Linked DNA regions of Homo sapiens: region 1 is linked to region 2. A link is an interaction called in ENCODE POLR2A ChIA-PET data of the cell type or tissue named here. Cell type or tissue: Panc1. All regions are shown on one strand. Links, peaks and the distances in the headings refer to the core of each region. The heading gives the core; the rest is flanking DNA.

What was found. ChIA-PET counts read pairs that join two places held together with the same protein. Peaks named below come from ENCODE experiments on the same cell type or tissue, not always from the same donor. Only the 100,000 strongest peaks of a DNase experiment are listed, where the experiment ranks them.
Region 1: POLR2A ChIA-PET joins it to region 2 with 14 read pairs; 2 of 35 experiments call an interaction of 5 or more read pairs at or near these places.

The regions. Positions count from the first base shown.
Region 1 is chr11:122,833,129-122,841,420 of GRCh38, forward strand. CRTAM (cytotoxic and regulatory T cell molecule) reads left to right here and starts at 5,372. Exons shown (of 10, transcript NM_019604.4): 1 at 5,372-5,464. The coding sequence starts at 5,419. In Panc1, for the core only: CTCF peaks have their summits at 2,911 (motif pointing left) and 3,116; no DNase peak of the experiment used is centred there.
Region 2 is chr11:122,725,804-122,734,140 of GRCh38, forward strand. The region is part of intron 1 of UBASH3B (ubiquitin associated and SH3 domain containing B); the gene reads left to right. It overlaps LOC124902828 (small nucleolar RNA U13), which reads right to left and starts at 508; the gene lies at 405-508. RefSeq lists an enhancer at 1,691-1,750. In Panc1, for the core only: no CTCF peak of the experiment used is centred there; no DNase peak of the experiment used is centred there.

The DNA.
Region 1 (8,292 bases), core at 293-8,292, 110 kb after region 2:
GATAAATGCTCTTTAGGAAATAAACTGGGTAATATGATAGAAAGTAACTTTGAAGGGATGTGGGGCAGGGGTTACACTCTTAGTTAGGGCATGGCGTCCCTGAACAGGTGATGATGAAACCAACAGTTAAAACTGAGCAGGAGCTGGTTGGGCTGAAGACCTAAACGAGGAGGGTATCAGGAAGCTGTGTATACAGAAGCCCTCACATGGGAAGACACTAGCTGGGTTAGAACAGAAGAGGCTGGGGAGCTAAAGTGTAGTAAGCATGATAGAAAGTGGGGGGCTTATAAAGACATGGGGTCTTACAGACCAGGGGTCAGCAAAGTATTGCTCATTGTGCAGAATCTCACTCGTGAGCAGAATCTGGCCCACAGCCTGCCTGTACAGCTGCAGGCTAAGAATGATTTTTAGCTTTTCAAATCTTTGGGGGAAAAAGCAAAGAATAAAGAGATTGATATATGAAATTAGAGTTCCAGTATATATAAATAAAATTTTATTGGAACACAGCCTCATTCACTTATTTACATATTGCCTATGGCTATTCCAGGATACAAGGGCAGAGTTGAGAAGTAAAACTATTTTAAATGTTTATACTTGGCCCCTTGCAGAAAAAGTGGGTTGATCTCATCATAGACCACGGTGAAACATTTGGATTTTATTCTAAATCCACAGAATCCAGCATCAAAACTATTTTACCTGACATAACAATTCATAGATTGGTGGCATCCAGTGGCCAGCAAAGTAACAGCTAGCATTTGAGTGCTTGTATTTATCAGACACTTTTCTAAGTACTTCACATGTGTAAGCTTTTTAAATCTTCTCACCAACTCTATTCGGTAGAAACTATTATTCCCGATTTATGAAAGAGGAAGTTGAATCTTAGAAAGATTCAATAATTCACACACAGTCACACGGCTCATGAGTGTTAGGGCTGAGACCAGGACCATGTCAGCCTGGTTCCAGAGCCTGGACTAATCATGGAAAATGTTTTTTAAAAGAAACTTCAATGAAAATATTGCAGAAGCCTGAGGTGTCTTGGGGATACTTGGGTTCTTCAGAATACAGTTTGGAAACCACAACTTTCATCTAATCTCATTTATAGATGAAGACGCCAGGGCTGGTCACTTATCTGGGCAGAGCTCCATGAGCTGGGGCCTGAAGCTGGCCCTTGCTATCCTGTGGTATACTCTCCGAAACCACAATTGCCTTCTGAAATCAGCTCATATTTGGGTTGTTTTCAGAATGATCTATTTCACTAGAGTAAATAAAGTTTCTACCCTCACGAAAGCCCAGGTTCACAATAGTAGGTTTTTTCGGCAGAAGTCTTAACAAAAGGTGAATGATGCCTTTCCTCCTCCCGGCACACCCAACCTACCATGGTTCCTGTGGGGATGAGATGCTGCTCCAGCCACCTGAGGTCTGCAGATTTATGGAGAATGTTTTTTGTGCCAAGATGCTGGGTGCTCTGGGTATTATAATATTTTCAATTTAACCATCCATGAGTGCCCCATAAAGAAGGTGTGGCCCCGGGTGAGCTGGTTCTCTTCCACCGAGGGCAAGTATAAAAATTTGAAGTCCTTCAAAGGAATCTCATAGACAAAGAAAAATGTGTGTGTGTGTGTGTGTGTGTGTGTGTGTGTGTGTATCACTGACTCACTGTGTCACTTCAGGCAAACTTCTTAATTCTTTGGGTTTTTTAAATTTTATTTATTTTTTTTGAGACAGAGTCTCGTTCTGTCGCCGAGGCTGGAGGGCAGTGGCGCAATCTCGGCTCACTGCAACCTCCGCCTCCCAAGTTCAAGCAATTCTCCTGCCTCAGCCTCCCAAGTAGCTGGAACTACAGCTACCGTAGTCTGGCTAATTTTTTGTATTTTAGTAGAGATAGGGATTCACCGTGTTGCCCAGGCTGGTTGCAAACCCCTGAGCTTAGGCAATCCACCCATCTCAGCCTCCCAAAGTGCTGAGATTACAGGCGTGAGCCACCACGCCCGGCCAATTCTTCATTTTTAAAAATGCTACAGTCGAACTTTCTCAGCTCCTGCCTTATGATTCCTGGACAGTCACCTCAGGCTGTAATTATTCTTCCCATTTTACAAGTGAGGAAACTGATTCCAACAGGCAGGTAGTGTGCTTAGTGCTACACAGCTGCTAGTGACAGGGCCTAGGGGACAAGCCTGGGTCTGTCTGCTACTCACTCCCATGCTCGTCCCACTAAGCTCCCACTACTGCTAGGAAACTTCTCTCTGAATCAATAATTAATTTCAAAGGCTGCTGCTCTGGCTTAGAAACTCCACAGTCACTTTGTGCAAGTTTTACAGCAGTGCTCAGAAAACCTCAACACTTGGTGTGAGTTATCTGAGGCATCTTCTGGTAGATGCAGGCGAGTCCACCTCTTACTCTGACCTTGGGAAAGGTCACGATTCTTCACAGAATCTGTGAAAGGTCAAGAAGAAAGTGTAGGCCCCTTTTGTAAATGCAACAAAAAAACCCAGTGGCTTCTAGACATAAGGAAATCCCCTGTTTTCTGACCCTTAAAACAGTTCATCTTTAGCCTATTTAATAAATGTCTTATTTTTCATGTTTGCACCCCCCCACCCCCAAAACTCAGGTTGACAAGGGTGACGATGAAAAATAGAGAGGATGTTTGTTTATTTCTCCAAAATATGTCCCCCCTCTGCCACCCCACCAAATGTTATTTCCTATTAGTATTGAAACATAATATGAAGATTTCATAAAACGGAGACCAAAATGACAAACTAGCTATCAGTTGTGAGGTCTCCCACATACTGTTCAGTAGACTCTTTCCCATTAGAAAATAGGTAGACCACTTATTACCTTCCAACCTCGTCTTTTTCTCCCAATTCACTGAGCAGCCACAATCTGCTGCCCTCTCCTGTTGAATACTACATGAGCTGCAGGCTGAAGTGGGGGTAATGAGAACAGGGACCCTGGAAAGCACACATGTATGTCGTCCACCAGTTCACCTTGTAGCATTTCCCCCACCAACCGTTCTTAATGTCCAAGTCCAGTGGACTATTGTGACATTTGTCAAGGTTTTCAACCAGTTGAATATGGCACCCGTGGATGAAAAGGATACACTCTCCATCGTCCAAAGTGCAATTTAAAGTAAGCTCTTCTTTAATGCTCTGGGGAAATTGTAAGTCAAACATCTTTTTAGACTTCAGAGCAAAAAGAGTAGCATTTACATCTCAAATAAAGAGTCAATTTAGTCTTTCATTCACTCGTTGACAACCTATGTCAAGTGTTGTTGTGGGTCAGGTTCCTGGGAAACAGAAGCTGATACAGAGATCCGTGTGCAGAAGTTTATAGATGAGTACTCTTGGTGACAAGAAGGAAGCAAGTTGGAGAATCGGTAGAAGCTGGACTGAGGTGCAGTTACAACAAAGATCTCAGCTGATCCTGATCCCTTGGGGAGCTTCAGAGTTGCTCCACCTCAAGGCAAGGGAAAAGGACCTTGAGACCCCCTCATGGATGCCCTATGGAGGAAGAGTGACCCTGGGTAAACTGTTCTCTTCTACTGAGGACAAGTATAAAAATTAGAAGTTCCTGGATGGAATATTATGAGCAAAAGGGAAAAAATTAAAAAATGAAAAATTTGAAAGACAAAATATTGTGTTTTGGAGGATTTTTTATTTTTATTTTTTTAAGACAGGGTGTCACTTTGTCACCCAGATTGCAGTACAGTAGTGTGATCACGGCTCACCGCAGCCTCAACCTCCTGCATTCAAGCAACCCTTCCACCTCAGCCTCCCAAGTATCTGGGACTACAGGCATGCACCACCATGCTCAGCTAATTTTTGTATTTTTTGTAGAGATGGGGGTCTCACTATGTTGCCCAGGTTGGTCTTGAACTCCTGGCTTCAGATGATCCTCACACCTCAGCCTCCCAAAATGCTAAGATTACAGGCATGAGCCACTGTGCCCAGCCAACAAAATATTTGGAAGACATTTTTGATGAGTAAGACTTTTCCTACCCAAACTTCATCAAATTTATCAGAGTATTAACACTAATTTCAATTAGAGCCAGTAAGTAGTGTTTCCTTTTCATTTTCCAAGCATTGCAGACTGATCTCTGTTTTCTAAACATAAACTTACTAATATTTTACTGTGTGCTCCTGGAAAAACTACATTAAATCTATCTCAATTTGTCCAATTAATGAAAATTAAATACCAGAACTGTTCATATGTACATTGTCTCCCCCACTAGATTATATTCTCCTGAAAAACAAGGAATTTATGTTTTTTATTTGAGCATGTCTCAAAGTAGTGCATACTAGATGCTGTACAGGTGACAAGATGAATGGGTGGATAGAAGGATGGATGGATGGATGGATGGATGGATGGATGGACGGACGGACATATGTATAGATAGATGGGTGGGTAAATGGATGAATGAGTGGGTGAATGGATGAATGCGTGGGTGGATAGATAGATGGGTGGTTGGGTGGATGGATGAGTATTTGCATGTATAGATAGATGGGTGGGTGAATGAATAGGTCATGGACGGATGGATGGATGGATAGATGGATGGGTGAATGGATGGATGGGTGGATAAATGGATGGATGGATGGATGGATGGATGGATGGATGGATGGATGGATGGATGGATAGATGGATAGATGGATGGATAAATAGATGGATGGCTGGCTGGCTGGATGGATGGAGAGATGGATGGATGTGTGGATGAATAGATGGATGGATGGGTGGATGGGGAATGAGTGGGCAGGTAATACATGAGTGAGTGGGTGGATGGAAGGATAAATGGATGGGTGGATGGATGTGTGGGTGGATGGATGGAAGGATGGATGGATGGATAGGTGGATGAATAGATTTGTATTTGTGAGTGGGTGGATGAAAAGATGGGTGGATGGGTGGGTGGACAGATATATAGATTTCAAAAATGAGTATATCTATATGAATGAATGAATTCCTCCCCGACAACAATTATAAATTGATGTCAGCATAGAAATAAAATATTCCCAAAGGTTGAGCAAAAATTATCTAATTGTATTTATCTAATAAACTAGAAAAGTAAAAATAAGGATGACGTCACTACACAGGGACATTTTACAGTATTTCTCCCACCCATGCTCCCTCTAAAAACCTTGCAACTAGTTGATTTACCAGTACTACCCACTTGTGGTAAAACAATTTTTGTCACCAACACATCACTCACACCTCTCTGCCATCAAGATAATACATGTGGTCCCCAAAATGTTCCACCAGGAGGTGTTCTGGGGGCAGCTAACTAAGAGGGGGCTTCCAGACAGATGGAGGAGTTGATACACATGAGGTCACAGATCTACTGCCTCTCCCCCTTTAAAAGAAACTACTCAGCTCCATTTGTCTCAGAATCTAGAGGAAGTTGACAAAGGTGCCACAGCAGCACAGCACAGTATGTGGTGGAGAGTTCTCAGCTTGCTGGCATGGTTCCCCTTGCAAGGTAAGGACTTAGAGTTATTTTTGTTGTTGCTCAGCTGACTTAATGTTTTGCCACATCTACCTATCAGTCAGTCAACTGCATTTACAGAGGAGCTGCTGTAGAAGACAACCCAGGTAACTGCTAATACTTTCCAAGCCATGCTCAAATCATGCATCTGAGGGATGTTACTGCGTTTATTTGATCTCTCGTTCAATGGCTAAGGAGTATAGAAAGGATCATTATAGTGTGTGTCTCTGTGGGTCCTATGTTACGGCAAGATGAAACAAGCTTATTAGGCTCTGTCTTTTAAGGGCATACCAGTTGAAAGAGCATCCGTATTGAATTTTATTTTATTTTATTTATTTATTTATTTATGAGACACAGTCTCGCTCTGTCGCCCAGGCTGGAGTGCAGCGGCACGACCTCGGCTCACTGCAAGCTCCGCCTCCCGGGTTCACGCCTTTCTCCTGCCTCAGCCTCCCAAGTAGCTGGGACTACAGGTGCCCGCCACCACCACGCCCGGCTAATTTTTTTATATTTTTAGTAGAGACGGGGTTTCACCGTGTTAGCCAGGATGGTCTCAATCTCCTGACCTCGTGATCTGCCCACCTCAGCCTCCCAAAGTGCTGGGATTACAGGCGTAAGCCACCGCGCCCGGCCTCCACGTTGAATTTTAAAATTTCCTTGCTGTATAAATCTTAGCCAAACGATTTAATCTCTTTGAAACTCAGTTTCTGCATCTTAAAATGAAAATGATAAAAACTTTTGATCCACCAAACTCCCTGGATTGTTAGAAGGATCAAATTTCAAATGTGAAAGCACTTTGAAAATGATAAAGCGCTGTGCAACACTTATTTAGCTCAGAGGTAATAATGAGACCAATGAAAACTTCGTGTTTATTTTTAAAGAGTAAGTTATACTTTACATTTTACTATAATTTTCAAATTTGGATTTTAGTGCTTAATCCTAATGTAGCATTATGAAAATTAAGGATAGAAGCAGTTACCTTTTTGGAGCAGGTCAAATTATTTTCTACCCAAAAGTGGGGGCAGGGGTGTAGGAAGTGGCTCCTGTTGTCCCTCAGTCTCTGCTTACAATTGTATCAGATTCATGCAAAGGACATCCCTCACAAATCCACTCAAAAATTTTGCTTTTTGTGTGTTTGTTACCAAATATTGAAACTGTAGTTCTGTTTCATGAAATGCACCTATCCTTCTAAATCTACATTTAATCTGGAATGGCATCTGAAGGACGCTACTTTAAAAAACTCGATTTCCTATTTTACATAGTACTTCAATTCCCTATTTTATATACTTCAATTAATGCCTTCTTTTTTTGGTCCCTGTACCCTGAGGCACTTAATAAGGATTCAATTTTGGTAATGAATAATATTAGTTTCTTCATTAAGTGGCTTAAAGAATAGCTAATACATTCAAAAAGAGTACATTTAGACAGCTAAAATTAGGATGATTTCAATTTTTCCAGAGTTTAAAGCCTTTCACTGACCTTAACTTTTTCAGGCTTTGAGTTATTGCCTCATAAAAAATAACTCATAAAAATACATTTTTTAAATAAATAGCAAAAATTATGTTTCAAGGTAAACCTAAATTACTTAAATATTATTTATATAGAGAGGAAAAATATTGTTTCATGCACAGTGCTGAGTACTTTGTGTTAATTACACTTAATCATAGCGGAAGTACTGAGGTAGGTACTAATATCCCCAATTTAAAGATGAGAAAAGAAGTTATGTAACCTGCCCAAGTTTTAAAGCTAGAATATGACAACATAAATACCAGCCTATAAAGCACATAGTAAAAGTATTTATTTCATGAAACTTCTAATTAACGTGTGTGTGTGTGTGTGTGTACTAGTTGTGACAGAAAATGTATTAATGTGGATCAAAAGTTGGAAAACCACTGACTTTCACAATTTGGAGGATTCAATATTAAAAAGTCCTATTTGAAAACTCGTTCAAGGGGCCACCCGAGGGCATCTAAGCTCAATGGCATTTGAGCAGTGGCTGCCACCCCTGACCTAACCTTGCTCAAGCCCATCCCAGACGTAATTAGGAGGAGGTGACCATGTTGCTTTCTTGTCAGCAAAAAAGGCAGCAAATCATCAGTTTTGGCAAAGCTATAAACTGTCAGCTGATTTTAGCAAATTAAATTATGGGAAGATCACTGTGACTACTTCTACAGTGTTACTTCTATGGCTGCCAAAAATTTATGGAAAAAAAAAAAGTCACGTAATCTCAGAGCCTGCCCTCTTTTCAAGGCCACTCCCAGAATAAATAGTCTTAGGACTGGTAAAAACACAATAAAAATGAAGCATTTTTCAAAATTCATCCCATTAAATTACACTGTAGACAATGAAAATGTCAAATCCAATGAATTTTGAACCCTCTGTTTTCATTGTTTTGTGGAGGGTAGGATGCAGAAAACAAAGGAAAATTGCAAATTGAGTAGTTCTTTTCATACTTTCTTTGCCCAGGAAAAAGTCACATGTTAGATGACATGTTGAGACAGCTTCTTTAAAATGTACTAAAAATATTCCGATTCTGACAAGTCTGATTTATTTTTATACCTGCAATTTTCTCTATTGATTCAATCTAAAAATAATAAAAATCTTTTTTTGTAATGATCTGAATTAAAACACACTTTTGCTTAATGCCTCATGACAGTCATGTAACTAGGGCTCTGATTTGAGAATTAATGCATTGCATGTCTCTGGCTTTAACTTAGCCCTAGTCTTTATTATTTGATATAACAGTTAAAGAGCAAAGTTAGCATCCTATTATAATATTTATTCCTAAATATATACTTTTACTCTATTTTTTTTTTTTTTGA
Region 2 (8,337 bases), core at 257-8,256:
CTGCCTCAGCCTCCTGAGTAGCAGGGATTATAGGTGTGCACCACCACGCCGGCCAATTTTTTCTATCTTTAGTAGAGACAGGGTTTTACCATGTTGGCGAGGCTGGTCTCAAACTCCTGACCTCATGATCCACCCACCTCAGCCTCCCAAAGTGCTGAGATTACAGGCGTGAGCCACTGCACCCGGCCCCTTGTTTCATTTTTCTATAGAATATATTTGCACTTAATTTTATTATTTAATAGGAAACATGCTCATGGTTCAAAGAACAAAATGATAGGAAGGTTTACACACAAGTTTGCCCTTCCCTCTGTGCTCATCCACCCTGTTGTCTCCACACCTGCCAGAAGAAACCACTCTTATTTGTTTCTTGGGTATCCTTCTAGCATTTCTTTTTTTTCTTTTCATGTCAGATGGGTAATATACCGACATCGTAACAAGGTTCGAGGGTGGCACATCTCAAACACGCACGTGAACACCCAGTCATTACGCTTATGAACTATAAAAAGATCACCTTTCGGCATTTATTTCTTTTCTTTCTTCTTCTTCTTTTTTTTTTTTTTTTTGAGACTGAGTTCTTGCTTTATCACCCAGGCTAGAGTGCAGTGGCGCGATCTTGGCATACTGCAGCCTCCGCCTCCCGGATTCAAGCAATTTTCCTGCCTCAGCCTCCCGAGTAGCTGGGATTACAGGTGTCTGCTACCATGCCCGGCTAATTTTTGTATTTTTAGTAGAGACGGGGTTTCACATGTTGGCCAGGCTGGTCTCGCACTCCTGACCTCAAGTGATCTGTTCACCTCATCCTCCCAAAGTTGCTGGCATGAGCCACTGTGCCCAGCACCAACATTTCTTTATGCAACTATGAGCAAATGGGATCATAGATTCTTCCTGTTTTCCCTTTCACTTGTAGGATGTATCAACAAGGTCTTTGAAAAATCAAAGTCATATTTGCTAAGGGATTTCTAGCTAGTCCAGTTATTCCTTCCAGAGTGAAATAAAGGGAAGCAGAAGCTTTGCTGTGACTTTGTCTCCCTGTTATGTAAATGAGGGACAATATTGTCCGCCCTGACTCCCATGTGGGAAAGTAATAAGTAATTTCACATTGATCAACCGTTTTGAGCTTTCTGGCAGAAGGGATGCTCAGAGTAGTGCTGTTTTGATGGTTTCTCAGCAAAATACTTCCCTCTTGTCCACGGGTCCCAGGACTTATTTTTAAAAAAGGATTCCGATTGCTAATTGTTAACAAGTTGCTGGGTTTTTTTCCTCCCCTCCAGCTCTTCCTTTCAAAACTTCTGAGCCTTAATTAGCAGCCCCAGTTTCTGGCCAGGCCATGTGTGTCTGATTTTAAGCCGCGTCCTGCCGGGGACTCCTGCTGCACACATGTGCCTGCAAGTGCTCCCCCAGTTTCTGTTGCAGAGTTCTTTCGTTTTTCTTTTTTCTTCCACCACAAGTGCTGAGCCACACAGAAGCTTTAAGACTCCAAATCATAGCGCAGCAGCGAGCCAGTGTTGGCTGTAATTAGCTAGAATTGCAAACTCCTGGTCATAAAGACATCATGTCTTTGCTTACTGTGGTGAATTTCCTGCGTTCTCTAAGGGTCGCAGGAGAGGCTCAGAGGAAGGAAGTTGTCTATCAATTGAGGGAGGGGCGAAACTAGATGATCCCCAAGATGCCTTCACTTCTAAAATTACACTTTAATGACATCTTCTCCAGGGCCCGCCTGTCCCCACGTAGGGAGTGAAGCACCAGGCCCAGCAAGCCCCGTGGAGGCCTCCGAGATGGGCACCAGGAGACAAGGACAGCGAGGCTATCGTCTTGACACCACGGGACCTGGTCACTGTTTTGAAAGGGATTTGGTTTTGTTTTGCTGGGACGCTTCCTGGAAGTCTTTTCTTGAGGCAGTGTGTTTATCTGGTTTCTTAGGTAGAGCATAAGGCTGTTTTCTCTCAGACGTGGACTTGGCAATGCGGAACTCAGTTCTGGGCTGTGATTCAAAGCCTTGCCAGCTTCGTGAATTCAAGAAATCCTTGTTTCCACCCAAAGACCCAAAGAGACTTTGAACAGTCATTTCACCCTCCCCGCACAGCTGGGCCAGATGGCAGCAGTGGCCCAGTCCCTATCCTGAAGGCTCCTTACCTAGAGGAAGTCCACCTCACTGGGGACCTTCTCCTGCCCTGTAGTTTTAGCCCATCTTATCATTATTATTATTATTATTATTTTTAGAGATGAGGTCTCCTGTGTTGCCCAGGCTGGTCTCAAACTACGGGGCTCAAGCAGTCTTCCTGCCTCAGCTTCCCAAGGTGCTGGTATTACAGGCGTGAGCTACCACACCCGGCCTTAGCCCATCTTGAGGTGAAACTATGCAGTTGTTCTGGGAGGATCTACATGCCTGTCCTCCATGAGGATGCAGAGTCGTTGAGTTTACATGGGGAATATTTAGCCGTCCACGTCATTTCTGTGGGCTTCCCTAGGCTGACCCTGGAAAGAATTCCGGATGCTACTTGGGAGATACTCCTTTTTGCAAGTTGGCACAGACATCCTTCTGCCTTTTCTTTGTCCTAGGACCACTCTTTATGGTGTTCCTGTTGAAGCAGGTCGGGGGATTGGGAATTAAGCGTAGCTGACAGGGTAAAATTTGAGGAGCAGGAAGCTCATAGATGGGGGCCACCAGCCCAATTTCTTTATCTTAGGTCTGAGCTGTTAAGACCCATAGCTACTTCTCTTATAATTATCAAACTTTTCTTCTCCATTGAACATCTCCCTATTTAAATATTAGCCTCCCCAGGGAGATCTTTGTGATTCCCCAGCCTAACATGGTGTTTGGCTCACTGTAGATGCTCAAGAATTGGTTGTTGGATTGGGTACCCCATTCAGCAACATTTGTTGAGTGCCTAGAATGCGCTTTGCACTGTGCTGGAGTCTGGTGATGACAAAATCTGATAGAGCCCCTCCCCTTAAACAGTTTATCATCTAAGAAGAGAGACATCTGTGTACTTCTAACATCTAGCACAGGGGCAGAAACAAAGTCATTTGGTGGCTTTTGAGCTTAGAGTCATAAAATGTCAGAGCTAGAGGGTCTTAGGGATTGTTAAATCCCTCCCTCTCACTTTGGAAGTAAAGAAACTGATTGGTCAGAGACTTGCTCAAGGCCACCCGGTCAGACGGGGACAGAGAGTGCTCAGCCTGCCGTCCCTGCTTTCGGCTCTATCACCCCATGCAGCTTGTCTTTGGCCTTTAACTAGAAAGATCAAATCATGAAAAGTAGAGGGAGTACCAGAGAGAGCAGGAACCCACTTTCATTGCAGGTCTACTGTGGCTCAGTGACCTAAATCCTGGGAGGACTGGGAGGCTCTGGACAGTGGCTCTCTGACTAGGACTGCGGAGTGAGTACTCCAACGCCACAGGGGCCAGCTCCCTGCAGTTCCCACTGAGACTTATTTCTCCAGAGGCCAGAAAGCCCAGAAGATGAAGCCTTGTCACTTTTGGTCTTGTGGCCCAGTTCAGCTGAGATGCCACGCGGTTCTTGTTGAGGGGAAGGGGTGTGAGAGGCCCTGGTGCCTGAGCCACACACTGGGGCTTTCCATCCTGCTGAAGTCAGGACCTTCATTGGCCCTGATTCAAACAAACTGATTGGAAAAAGACATTTTTGAGACCATCAGGGGAAAATGAATGTGGATTTGATATTCAGTGATATTAAAGAATGATTATAAATGTTAGATATGATAAAGGCAAGTGATTATGTTAAAGATAAAACAGTTCTTATCAGAGATGCATGCTAATGTCTGGGTTGTTTTAAAATACTCTAGGGTAAATAAATCTTTATGAGTATTTTGGAGTAAAATGATATAATACCTGGGATTTGCTTTAAAATGTTCCAGGCTGGGCACAGTGGCTCATGCCTGTAATCCTAACACGTTGGGAGGCCCAGGTGGGAGGATCGCTTGAGCCCAGGAGTTTGAAACCAGCCTGGCAACATAGCAAGACCCTATCTCTACAAAAAAAAAAAAAAAAAAAAAAAACCCTAAAAAGTTACCCAGGCAGTTAGCTTCGTACCTGAGGTCCCAGCTTCTTGGGAAGCTGAGCTGGGAGGATCAGTTGGGCATGGGAGTTCGAGGCTGCAGTGAGCCATGATCATGCCTGCACTCCAGCCTGGGTGACAGAGTGAGACCCTATCTAAAAAAAAAAAAAAAAAAAAAAAAAAAAAGGCCAGGTGCAGTGGCTCACACCTGTAATCCTAGCACTTTGGAGGCCGAGGCAGGTGGATCACTTGAAGCCAGGAGTTCAAAACCAGCCTGGCCAACATGGCAAAACTCCATCTCTACTGAAAATACAAAAATTAGTTGGGCATGATGGTGTGCGCCTGTAATCCCAGCTACCTGGGAGGCTGAGGCAGAAGAATTGCCTGAACCCAGGAGGTGGAGTTTGCAGTGAGCCGAGATGGCTTGGTGGCTGTGGAAGAAGTGGCTTCCACAGACATGACAGGGTGTGGGTGACATCACACGGGTCCTTGAACAATTGCACTCACATTGTGGGGAGGTTCCCGCCTTTCCATGTGTCCCCTAAGAGACCCAAGGACTTGGCCGGGCACAGTGGCCAACGTGAACTCCATGCCATCCTTGGTATTTTCCATTCATGTTGCCAGACCATCTCTGTTTCAGGTCAGCCTCCTCAGACACCCAGAGAGGCCTATCCTAAGCCAAACCCCCTCACAGAGGTGTAGGGCCAGCACTGCACATCGCTGCACAACTGAGCTTGCCTTCTCAGCCCGCTGTGATGCAAATATTTGGATTCTTTTTTTTTTTTTTTTTAATTGAGACAGAGTTTTGCTCTTGTTGCCCAGGCTGGAGTGCAATGGCACGATCTCGGCTCATTGCAACCTCTGCCTCCCAGGTTCAAGTGATTCTCCTGCCTCAGCCTCCCTAGTAGCTGGGATTACAGGCATGTGCCACCACGCCCGGCTCATTTTGTATTTTTAGTAGAGGCGGGATTTCTCTATGTTGGTCAGACTGGTCTTGAACTCCCGACCTCAGGTGATCCGCCCGCCTCGGCCTCCCAAAGTCCTGGGATTACAGGCATGGGCCACCGCTCCTGGCCAATATTTGGATTCTTATTCACCTTCTGTCCTTGTCTTGCTGTCTTTCATTTCCCTCCCTGACAGTGGAACCTTCACTACTTCTGCCCCCTAAAGGTTCTGCCATGTCTGCAATCCCCATAGTCTCTACAGTGTGATTTTCCTATTACAGTGGCCCCTCCTTATCCTTGGGGATACTCAAGACTCCCAGTGGATGCCTGAAAGCGCAGAGAGCACCAGACCCAATTGTGCCAATCGGATTCTGTTTCAGGTCATGTCTTCCACCCACAAATTTAACACCTTTTCCATCCTAACTAAGCAATTATCATGCACTATGGCTATAACTTTTGCAGTTTGAGGTGTGGCAGCAAAACCAGCACAAATTTCTTCTTCCTTCTTCACAATCTCATGGATGGAAGATGAGTTTTTACTGTAGACCTGGGTGACTTTGGCATGCAATTTTTTTTCTTTCATTATTAAGTTGAGAACTTTCACCTTTTCACTTAAATGGAGAACTTTACGTCTTCTCTTTGGGGATATCCAAATTGCCAGCCTCACTACTCTTGCATTTTGGGGCCATTATAAAGTAAAATAATGGTCATGTGAACATAAGCACTGCAATACTGGGACAGTTGGTCTGATAACCTAGATATCTAGTCACTAGATAACTAAGTGACTAACAGGCGGAGAGTGCAAACAGTGTGGATTCACTACTGCATCCACAGCCTGTATCCAGACTAGACAAAGGGATGATTCATGTCCCTAGTGGAATGGAGTTGGATGGCTCAAGATTTTATCATGCTACCCAGAACGTCACACAATTGGAAACTTGTGAGTTGTTTATTTCTGCAATTTTTCACTTAATATTTTTGGACCACAGTTGACCACTGGTAACTGAACCCTTGGAAAGTGAAACCACAGATAAGGCAGGACTGCTCTACTAGTTTGTTTAAATGTTTGCTCTCTTGTCACACTCACTACTGAGGTTTTTGTACCCAGACATGTCCTAGCCTAGAGCACTGCATTCTGGTCTTCCCATGGCCACGTTCTTTAGTACAGAGTGAAGAGTTCTTAGTTTGAAGGAGATGTGCATACCCTGGAGCCTATGTGTCTCCCACCCCGACGACACACACACACACACACCATGCTCTGGATATTAGGAACACAAATGATGAGGAACCTGCTTCCGGGGTGTCTCCCCCATCTCTAGTCTCCCAAAGACAGACAGCCCTAGCCCTGAGGATGACAAAGGAGCTTCTGTTTGTGGGGGTGTGGACACAACTTTGACATCTTCTTGGGGTACCCATATGCATACATGTGAGGACCCTCCTGGTACCCCCACAGAAGCCAGGGTCTGAGCTAAAAGCAGATGGAAGCAGACCACAGGAGAACAGACCAAGGCCGGCTGGCTGCTGGCTCTTCCCAGGTTGCCATACCCTGACACACAATGGCAAGAAGTCTGAGCCTCTAACCAGGTTGTTATGAAGGTATATTGGCCAAGGTTGGAGGCTAAGGCATATTTATGAGTTGGTTCGCTTGATTTATTATTTGTAAACATTTAGACATTGGTGTATGTGGGCCTCTCTTTATACTCTTGCCCAGGCCCTGCACGTTGTAAGTCTCTGTTTCCTAATGGAGACACAGGAATTTTGCTCTGGGCTGGACTTCATCTTGCCTTAAGGAAGGCTTGTGTTCTTCCATGGTATTTCCTGCAACTTGTAAAATACAACTTGTAAAGTCCTATTGTAGCCCCACGTATTTCCTGTGTTTATAATGGAGATGAAATCGTGGTTTGTCTTTCCACCACCCATCTTTCCACCCCCAACAACCCTCAATTAGATAAACTAACAAGCTAATTAAAAATAGCCTTAAAGTAAGGACACTTGTGTAAACCAACAACTTTATCAGAAAAGGTTTTCCCTGGAATTTCCCATCCTCATTCAAAGGGACAGGCAGTGTTCTGGATTCCAAACAATAGATTCTAATCAATAGCTCCTCCTATTCAAATAGTGGCAGAATCCTACCTGCCTTCCTTCCCTCCAGTGGAATGTTAGTATCTCTCTCAATGAATCATTAAAATTCCTGGCTTGTTATGATGTACCCGTCACTATACCTACATAATATCAAGCAGAAAGCTTTTGAAGGCCTTTTGGGATAGCAGAGCAAGGGTCTCCCCACCCAACTGGTCATATAATTGGCTTTTCTCTCTTTAAAGACTCGAAGCCTTTGTGCTAAACAGAAAATGCCAAAGGTCTTTGGATATGGGGAGTCGAGTGTAGAGGTGGGGTGTTGGCTTCATACACAGCAGAGAATGTTTCCCTCCTTTGCTGTGGAAGACTAACCTTAGCAGCTTCCCACTCACTCCATCTCAAACCCAATTAAATTTTAATTCAGATCATCACGAATACAAAGTGCTTTCTTCAATCTCTATTATTTCTGGAGTTCCCTGGTGTCCAGTTTAAAAAATTCTTCAGGGAAAGATGTCTGGCAGTGATTGGATGAAGGTATTGACTTTGGAAAGAGGAGTCTTAACATCAACAAGTATGTCAACGATAAGTCACTAGAAACAAATCCCAGCCATCCAGTTTGCTTGTTTATGTGGTTCAAGTGCCTCGCGCCAAAGCATGGCCCAGATCCAAGTTTCACATCAGTAATTCCTGCCATTCAACATGTTTAGCTTTTGTTTCTTAATGGGTGTTGACAGACAATCTACTTCCCATAATCCTCCATTCGCAGCTGCCTTCATTGATGTATTCATTCCACACATGTGTTGAGTAGCCCTGGAATTTTTGCTTTACAGACACCCATGGATATGTCAACAGATTATTATTGTAATGATAAGAGTATATGATAATAGAGGTATGTATAGCACTGCATGAACTCAGAAGAAGTAATGTCTTGTCTTATTGAAGAACTAGAATATCTTAGAGGATGACAGTTGACTTGTATCTTGAATGATGCACAAGAGAATTTACAGCAGATTTGAGCAGTCAAAATTTAATGTCTCCTCTCTTTTTTTTTGTTTTGTTTTTGAGACAGAGTCTCACTCTGTCGCCCAGGCTGGAGTGCAGTGGCATGATCTCAGCTCACTGTAACCTCCGCCTCCTGTGTCCAAGCAATTCTCATGCCTCAGCCTCTTTAGTAGCTGAGACTACAAGTGTGCACCACCACACCTCATTAATTTTTTGTGTTTTAAGTAAAGATGGGGTTTTGCCATCTTGGCCAGGCTGGTCTTGAACTCCTGACTTCAGGTGATCTGCCTGCCTCAG